Linked DNA regions of Homo sapiens: regions 1 and 2 are each linked to region 3. The links are chromatin contacts, found by Hi-C or POLR2A ChIA-PET in ENCODE. All regions are on one chromosome and are shown on one strand. The core of a region is the stretch at or near the end of the contact, and the rest is flanking DNA. Distances in the headings are between cores, read along the strand shown. Region 1 holds the start of BARX1 (BARX homeobox 1). Region 2 has its middle 55 kb from the start of BARX1-DT. Region 3 holds the start of MIRLET7A1HG (miRlet-7a-1/let-7f-1/let-7d cluster host gene).

What was found. A loop is a pair of places that touch in the nucleus more often than their neighbours do. ChIA-PET counts read pairs that join two places held with the same protein, here RNA polymerase II (POLR2A). Pooled maps may share reads with other maps.
Region 1: a pooled map shows a loop between it and region 3 (2.7-fold over the local background). The contact joins the promoter of BARX1 here to the promoter of MIRLET7A1HG in region 3. A Hi-C loop is called at or near these places in 7 of 50 pooled maps. POLR2A ChIA-PET finds 5 or more read pairs at or near these places in 3 of 52 experiments (BJ, PC-3 and WTC11).
Region 2: a loop to region 3 is called in a map of K562, with 2.9 times the contacts of the local background. The contact joins the enhancer-like site here to the promoter of MIRLET7A1HG in region 3. A Hi-C loop is called at or near these places in 4 of 168 maps with a recorded cell type or tissue (CD14-positive monocyte, K562, MCF 10A and 1 more) and 4 of 50 pooled maps. POLR2A ChIA-PET finds 5 or more read pairs at or near these places in 5 of 52 experiments (AG04450, H1, MCF 10A and 2 more).

Annotation. Positions count from the first base shown.
Region 1 is chr9:93,953,999-93,956,959 of GRCh38, reverse strand. BARX1 (BARX homeobox 1) reads left to right here and starts at 1,605. Exons shown (of 4, transcript NM_021570.4): 1 at 1,605-2,036. The coding sequence starts at 1,814. BARX1-DT (BARX1 divergent transcript) reads right to left here and starts at 1,126. Exons shown (of 2, transcript NR_144455.1): 1 at 92-1,126. It overlaps LOC124902216 (a long non-coding RNA gene), which reads right to left and starts at 1,434. Exons shown (of 3, transcript XR_007061672.1): 1 at 1,320-1,434. RefSeq lists enhancers at 549-1,079, 1,080-1,611.
Region 2 is chr9:94,009,679-94,012,610 of GRCh38, reverse strand. No RefSeq gene overlaps it. Among named protein-coding and RNA genes, the nearest start is that of BARX1-DT, 55 kb to the right of the region's middle. Within about 2 kb of position 1,315, at least 3 of the 41 ENCODE cell types and tissues checked have a DNase peak (open chromatin) inside an H3K27ac peak, as active enhancers do.
Region 3 is chr9:94,164,792-94,167,551 of GRCh38, reverse strand. It overlaps MIRLET7A1HG (miRlet-7a-1/let-7f-1/let-7d cluster host gene), which reads right to left and starts at 1,294. Exons shown (of 5, transcript NR_170278.1): 1 at 1,171-1,294. RefSeq lists silencers at 570-639, 870-1,669 and an enhancer at 1,365-1,929.

The sequences.
Region 1 (2,961 bases), core at 356-2,855, 210 kb after region 3:
CCTGAAGGCCTCCCCACCAGCAGCTGGAGCTGGAGAAAGGACTTCAACTTGGGTGGGGGGCATGGCTGTAGGTGTGGTAAGCCCTAGTTACCTGAGGTAAAGACTGAGGCCCCACATGGAGCTCACAGAGGAAGTCCGGGTGGCCCAGGACACCCCCAGTGCATCAGGCGCTGACTGGCAATGGTGGATGGGGCTAGGAGGTAGGCCCTGTGATTCCTGAGAAGGAGGAGGGCAGATGCTCCTCCCCCAACCTCCTGGGGACACTTCTCCCCTCTTGCCTGGAGGAACTGTTTTCTCTCCAAACAGACCTAAGGGCTCCCAGGGTGCAGGACCCTCGGAGTGCAGGACCCCCTCACTGAGTTCTCACAGTCTCTCTGGAGCCAAAGGTCAGCATCTCCTCAGGACAGGTAAGGAAACAGGCCCAGAAAGGGTCAGTGGTTTCACCAGTAGTGGCAGGACCAAAGAGAGGAGTTCAGCGTAGGGTAGCTTTGGGGTTGTTCACTCCACGGCTTGGGCTTATACTCTTCTAAGGATGGAAAGAAAGATCTAGAGAAGGTACTGCCAACTTCCTCCACCATGTTGGAGCTTTTGAGGCTCCGCAATGGAGCCAGGTCCCACCAGAGTTTGGTCTTTACACTCTCAGAGCACCCACTGGCCCCCTGGCCCCAACTCCGCCCAGTAACAGTTTCTTGATGCCCCAAAGCTGGGAAAAGGCAAAGCTGCATCCTTCCCTTCTCCTCGAATCCTTTTCCTTTTCTAACTAGGGGGATGTAACCAGCCTACAGTCTTCTGGGGGCTGTCAAGGAGGATGTGTCCATGGATCACTTGAATTTCCAATTCAAGCAAATCTCGGCTGGAGAACATTTTTCTCTCAGGGCAGCCCGGAGAGAAATGAGGCCGTACATGGTAAACTGAGGCAGAGGTGGGAGGGGTGCACAGGTGCCGCTACCGCTCTGCCCCTTGCATCCCTGAACGCTGCCTCACCCTTGCCGGGTTGGCGGTGTTGAGCCCGGGACTGGAGGCTGCTTGAGACCACCTCCTTCCCAGCTGAGGAGCGCGGCCTTTGCCCCTCCTCCTCCCGACCTTTCCGGGGCTACCTAAAAGCCGATCAAGCCGCCGGTTTTCTAGCTGTTCCCATTTCTTTACCGCCCCCTTCCTCTGCCCCGCCTGCCTCTGTGCCCTCCGTCACGTCACAGCCCGCTGGCTCTCACGCCTCTTTTGGTCTCTCTGCGCACATCTCGGTGGCGTCTCTGGTGCCCTCACATCACTGTCTGGAATCTTGTTTGGCCCACGCCGTCTGCCTCTGCCCCTTCTCTCACCTGTGTCGTTTGATCCCTCCGACTCTCGTCTCTGGGGGTCTTGCCTCCCGAACTCTCCGGCTCTCTCCTTCCAGGGCGTGCGCTCCGCTCAGTCTCCCTCGGTCTCGGTCGGCCGGCCTCTTTCACGTGGCCCCCTCCTTTTTGGCCTCCCTTCCGCCTCCCTCCCTTCTGGGTCCCTCCCTCCGGCTCAGCCTAGGGGTTGGGGGCGGCGGCGCGGGGCGGGGCGGGGCGGGGCGGTGACGCGGGGCTGGCCGGGCAAGAGGCGCGGCGGCGTGGGGAGGGGGCGCAGTCCCGGGTTCGACCGGCCGAGCCCCGCGCGCCCCGCCCGCGCCCTGCGCCTCCGCCCGGCCGGCCGGCGGGGGAGGGGGCATGAGCCGGCGCCCGCGCGCCGCCCCGAGCTGCGGGCCGGCCTAGAGCCCCGCGCGGGCCCCGCGCCGGAGCCAAGCCGTCGCCGCCGCCGCCGCCAAACCGCGGGCGCAGCAGTGGGCGCCGCGATGCAGCGGCCGGGGGAGCCGGGCGCCGCGCGCTTCGGCCCGCCCGAGGGCTGCGCGGACCACCGGCCGCACCGCTATCGCAGCTTCATGATTGAGGAGATCCTCACGGAGCCACCCGGGCCCAAGGGCGCCGCGCCCGCAGCCGCCGCTGCCGCGGCGGGCGAGCTGCTGAAGTTCGGCGTGCAGGCGCTGCTGGCGGCGCGGCCCTTCCACAGCCACCTGGGTACGTGTGGCGGCCGCGGGGTCGCGGGCCGGGCTTGGCGGGAGACAGCGAGCTGAACCGCGGGGGCGCCCCGAGCCTCCTCCGGCATCGAAGCAGCCCCGGGAAGCTGCTCTGGGAGCGCAGGTTCTGGGACCGTCTCTCGGAGCCCTCCAGGCGGGAGGCGGAGGGTGCAAGCTCCAGGCCTCACAGAAACCAGGCCTCGTGCCCGCGGGCCGCCCGGGGAGGGTGTTCGCTCTTTCCTTCACTGCTTCCCTTCGGCCTCCAGCCCGGGGACCCCGAGTGAGCATCCCCAGTGCAGGCGCACTGCCAGGCTACGGACTCTCGTGGGTGGAAGCGACCTCAGGCCACGGGCGCCTGGGCTTCGCCGCAGAGGGATGGCCGGGAGTGGCCGCGGCTGCCCAACCCAGGGAAGTCGGACCTCTGGGGAGGAGGCCTGCGCTCCCGAGGGCTGGGTGCTGACGCGGGCCCAAGCCGGCCCGGAGTCCCCGGGAGCTCCAGCGGGCGAGGAACGCGGCCTTGGCCGCAGTGCGGACCTGCTTCGGCCTTGCCTTGGGGCCAGAGGCCTGACTGTGAGCAGCTGCCTGGCTGTCCCTTCTGGTTTCAGGTCGGCTGGGCCTCTGCAGGGCTTGAACGGCCTGCGCAGACCTTTTCAGCTTCTGCCCTTTCTTCTAATTTGGCGGGGCCTGCTCTGCCCTGATGGTGCTGTCTCCATCGCACTCCACCCTCGTCTTGTCTTTCCCTATCTCGCTTTCCAACCGTCTGCCGGTCGGCCTCCCTCGCTTCTCTCATTGGGGTCGGCCTGCCTCCCATCTCCCACCTTTTCCCTACGGGTCCTCTGCCCCACATTTACCTGCGCCTTGCCCTGCCCTTTCCGACTCCAGCCAGGCTAGGACTCGCACCTCAGTGACAGGCCTGTCGGGGAAGG
Region 2 (2,932 bases), core at 66-2,565, 150 kb after region 3:
TTTCAGATATTGGAGTTCCAGTTTGACTTCCTTTTAAAAAAGTTCTGTGGAAAATGGATGCAGAGTTTGAAAATAGCTGGATCTAGAGTATCTTTCATACTAGCTATTAGTCAGTAATGTGATTCTAAAACCTAATTTTGTCTTATATTTATCTTATATTTATCCATTTCAGATCTCTCTCCTGTGCTCCAGAACCCTATATTTAACAGTCATTAGACACCTCTACTTCTTATCCCACAGACTTAACCTTCTAAAACTTGATTTAGTCTTTTTCCTCCTAACTGCTCCTAGCCAAGTGAATGTAACCACCACCATTTATCTGTTAGCCCAAACTGGAAACTGGGGAGCCAATTTTGATCTTTTCCTTTGTCTCCATGCTTACCAGCTATCTGTCTTATGGATTCCAACTCCTCAGAACCACTTGGATTAATTAACTAATTAACTCTTCTTCTCCACTTCTGTTACAGTTGCCCTCCCTAGATCCTCAACAGGGTTACTGCACCTGCTCCCTGAGTGATCTCTCTGTCTAGTCTAGACTGCTTCCAATCCATCTTCTATACTGCTCTCCACCAAGTGAGCTTTCTAAATACAAATCTGATCATGGCACTGCCTCTTTAAATGCTTTCATTGTTTCCCACGTCTGTGAAAAGTCCACACTCCTTAGGATGGTGTGCAAAGTGCTTCACCCTCTCTCTCTAGCATCCTTCCTCCCACTCCATTTCCCTTAATTTTTAAACCTAGCTATGCAAACTTCAGGCACTTTGTCAGATGTGCCAGGCCCTCTCTCACTGTTGCCATGCTGCTCTCTTGGCCCAGAATGTCCCTGCTTTCCCTTCCTCATCCTTCATGATTGAACTTAGTTATTAGTTCTTCCATGAAGCCTTCCCTCAACTTCTCTACCCCAGCCTGAGAAAGGTGCTCATACTATGAAAAGGACTGTGTAATTGTATTTTGCAGTTTACAAAGTTCTTTTACATATATAATCATTTAATTCTTGTAAAAGGATAGATTGGGTAGACTTGTATCCATTTTATAGATGACATACAGAATCATTTAATTCTTTTTCAAAGGCTAGATGGGGTAGATTAACATCCACTTTATAGGCAAGGCTGGGGGAATTGACATCCAAGGCCGGGTGACTGATTAGTGACAGAGCTGGGTTATGGTCAGAGACTGTGGCCTCAGTCTTCTGACTTCAAATGCAGTGCCCTTTTTCATCTAGCCTGCTGAAACAGAATCAGAGGAGAAAGCAGAGGGTGTGCCCTCCAGACTGTGGCAGGCTGCCACAGAAACAGAGAAATCATCCTGCCCGCTTCCACCTCCCCCGGTTCACTCTGATCTAGCCTAGCAGGAAATCTTTTCATGTAGCACAGCATTTCAGGCCGAGCAATGCATTTTTAAACTTTGAAAAATGACATTTCCCCTGACATTTCTGGAAGTACTTCCAAAAATGAAAGCCAATTAACCAGCAACTTTGTTGATTAATTCATTACCTAATTAGGGCTGTGAGGACATTTTGAAATAGTCAGATGAAAGAGGTTGGATAAGAGCACTAAGAACAGAAACTTTTCCTGATGTTTCAGGCTCTGTGGCTTGGGGCCTGGGGAAAATTGTATATTCAGGACAGAAAATGAAGGGGAGGACTTTTCTCTGAGAACAGATTTTAGTGGTCTGATTGAGTTGGCAACATGAAAGCCTGTTGGGGCATAAAGACTGAGAAGAACTCACATCTCCCCCCAGATTTGCCCTGTGGGCTAAATTGTGCCCTCTCCCTACCCAATCCATATGGTGAAGACCTAAACCCTTATGGGACTGTATTGGAGTTGGGGCTTTTAGGAGGTAATTAAATGAGGTCATAAGGGTGGAGTCCTAATGTGACAGGATTGATGGCTTTATAAGAAGAGGAAGAGAGAGACTGCTCACTCCCTCTCCTGGCCGGGCCTGGTGGCTCACACCTGTAATCCCAGAACTTTGAGAGGCCAAGGTGGTCGGATCACCTGAGGTCAGGAGTTCGAGACCAGCCTGGCCAAAATGGCAAAATCCCGTCTCTACTAAAAATACAAAAATCAGCTGGGCATGGTGGCGGGCGCCTGTAATCCCAGCTACTCAGGAGGCTGAGGCAGGAGAATCGCTTGAACCCAGGAGGCGGAGGTTGCAGTGAGCCGAGATTGCACCACGGCACTCCAGGCTGGGGTACAGAGTGAGACTCTGTCAAAAAAAAAAAAAAAAAAAAAGAAAAGAAAAGAAGAGGAAGAGAGAGATTGCTCACTCCCTCTCCCATGCACCAAGGAAAGGCCATGTCAGCACATGGTGAGGTGTCCACTGCAAGCCAGGAAGAGAGCCCTTACCAGGAACCCAAGCAGCTGGGCCTTGATCTTCAACTTCCAGACTCCAGAGCTGTGAAAACAATAAATTTCTGTTGTTTAAGCCACCTAGTGCATGGTATTTTGTTACAGTAGTCCAAGCACACTATAATAATTTCTATGACCACCTCAACCCTGGTACACTAAGAACAGATAGCTCAGCATAGGACTCAAATGGAAAAGCTAGACGGATTTCTGCCCACCCTTGCTTTGTGCCCACATTTAGAGGAGAAGACAGAAGGATTTGGTGCCTTCTTTGCTAGTGGGTGTCCTTCTCTTGACTTTTGTTTGTCTTTTTACATTTATTGCATTCAGATAACTAATTATTTATTCCTTAATGTGTCAGGTGCTGTTCTAATTTTTTTTTTTTTTGAGACTGAGTCTTGCTCTGTTGCCCAGGCTAGAGTGCAGTGGTATGATCTCGGCTCACTGCAACCTGGGTCTCCCGCGTTCAAGCGATTCTCCTGCCTCAGCCTTCCGAGTAGCTGGGATTACAGGCACCTGCCATCACGCCCTGATAATTTTTGTATTTTTAGTAGAGACGGGGTTTCACCATGTTGGCCAGGCTG
Region 3 (2,760 bases), core at 45-2,544:
ACAGAAATAAATGCAAAGGAATGCCACATGATGCTTTAACTTTAGGAACTGTATGCCAAGAAAGCAGTATTATCAATGAAGTTAAAAAGCAAAACTCAACCAGTCTCCTGATTTACCTCAAAATTTTAACATTCACTGTCTTCCCTGCCTTTTTCCTGTCTGCCCGCCCTCTCGTTAGTCAATTTTTTAAAAACCGGTAAGTTGAAGAATACATACCATTACCTCTGACACAGAATCTACTGTAAAAAGTTGAAAGACCGAAGGGCATTACTGGCCAAGGACATACAGGTTACCACATTCCTCACACTAGAGCCCGCCCGGGAAGTTTATTAGCAAGCCTTCTGAGAGGCACTCGGTTCCAAGAGTTTGCAGCGTCGACTCAAAAGGCCAGCGCTGTTTCCGGTGACACCGAGTCGCAAATCTCCAAGCCCCGTCCCCCGGGATACGATTTCCTCCCGCTCCCGCGTTCCCCTCCCCCTCGCCAAGGACGGCTGCCGCAGCGGACCTCCAGCCGCAGCAGCTGCTTCAGGAAGGGAGGCTGCACTTGGCCGCGGGGAGCAGGGGCATGCAGCCAGCCACGACTCTCCCGCCCTCCCCGCCCGCGCCTTCCCGCCCTGTCCCCCCGCCCCTCGCACTTCCTACCTTCCCTCCTTCATCCCAACCCCCAAGGCCAAGGTCTCCCCGGCCCACAAACTTGATAGCGGAAGTGACGTCAGAGGCACCTGGCGGCGCCTACAACCAGTCACGCCACAGTCAGAGGCGGCGCCGGCCAACAGGCGCCGGCCGGAAGGCGGGCCTTCCGCCCGCCCCAAGTTTGATTGAAGCGGGGGGAAGGGCGGGGTAAGGAATGTGAAGAATGACCCCCCCTCCCCCGCCCTGTCGGTGAGGAGCTGGGCGGGAAGCGGAGGGGGTTGGAGCCGGCCCCGCGGCGGCCACGCGGCACCCCTCCCCCGTGCCCCGAGCGCCCGCGACTTCCGCTAGCAGCCCGCCGGCCCCCCGGGGCCACCCGCCCGCTGGAGGGGGCAGGCCGCCCCACCAGTCCCAGCCCGCGTTAGCCGGACAGGCGCGGGCCGGCGCACGGCTCTCCCATTCTGCCCACCCGCTGCCGCGAGTCTCCGCGAAATAAAATGGCGACGGACCCGCGCTCGCTGCCGCGTCCGCCATACCCACCTCGCGCTCGCGGAGAGGGCCGTCGCGGCCGTGGGAATGCCCCGGCCCTCGCGCCCGTCGCTGCCGGGAGAGCACCGCGCCAGGACCCGGATGGAGGCGCGGGCGGGCGCCGCCGCGGCGGCCTGAGGGAAAGCAGCGCGGTCGCCGGGAGGCCGATGCAGGGGCGGGCGCCGCGGAAAGCGCGCAAGCCCATTGGTGAAGCCGTCTGATTGAAGTGCGCGTCGCTCTTTCGCCTTGGCCTAGCTGAGCTCGTCCGTCCCCTCACTGGAGGGCGGCGGCTGGGCCCGCCTCGCGCGGGGTGGCCACCGTGGGGGAGGCGGGTCTGGCCCGCCCACCAATACCATCTCCTTCTTTCCTAGTGGAGGGCTGAGAGAGTGGCGGGGGTGGTGTCCTCCAGGCCCTGCCCTTTGCGCGTGATGGGCTGGCTGTGTCACGTGGCCGCTGAACGCGCTGCCCGCGGGGCGGGGCGGCTGCTTTGCTCCCTCAGGCTCCTGGGGGCAATTTACACGTGCGCGACCCGGAAGGTCCGAACGCTGTCCAGCGTGCAGCCTCTGGCTCTTTTCCGTCAACTGACCCTGTTCCCTCCAGGAGGCCTTGGCCAGGCCTCCTGGAGTTCTGTGCCTCAGTTTGCTCATCTGTCAAATGGAGGAGTTGTGTCCGCCCAACCTTTTACTTTTATTCCTTGACGTTTTGGGGTCTGAGGGTTTTTTTGTTGTTTGTTTTTTCGAGACACGGTCTCTCGCTCTTTCTCCAGGGCTGGAGTGCAGTGGCGTGGGTCACGGCTCACTGTAGCCTCGACATCCGGACTCTAGAGATCCTCCCACCTCAGCCTCCCTGAGCTTTTTTTTGTTATCTTTTCCAACCCATGTTTTGAAGATTTTTGTCTTCAAATGTTTTTCAAAGCAATCCTTGATTTTGTTGTTTTAAAATTAATCCAAAGCCCAGTTCCTCCATCCCCATTACAACTTTCACATGCTAGGACTCTGAAATCACTAGTTAAGGTGTCGTTTGAGGTCTCTGCCAGTTTTAAGATTTTATGGCTGGGAACCGCAAGACCTGGGCTGTAGCTCTGCTTTTTGTAATTCATTGTGACTTTGTGCAACACTTTTAAAAAAGTGGGTCCTTGTCTGTAATAGAACTATGGGAAATAGTACTTGACATGCTGTACGTTTACATTTATGATCTTAGGTGGTGGTATCAGCTCCCCTTTTAGCACTCATATTAGTGTATGCAATAAGTGCCAAAGGAGTTTGTTTCGTTTTGTTTTTAATGGGGACTTTATTTTGTGAGCTAAAGTGAACAAGAAACTAGAGGGGGGGAAACTTGAGCTTAAGCCATGGGTAGGATTTGGGGAGGACTTCTTGAGGTTAGAAGATATATTGAGAAAGGAGAGAGCAGGCCCCAGAGCTAGATCGAGTACAGTTCAGGGGAAGAGTGTGGTTATGCTGCAGGGGATGTGGAACTCTTCAAGGGCAGAAACTGTTTTGTTCCTGTCTATGCCAAGTACCTAGCACAGCAGTAGGGTAGGATTAAATGATATCTAATAATGATGAAGTAGGCTGAGGTGGGAAGAAAGCATTAGCAAATAAA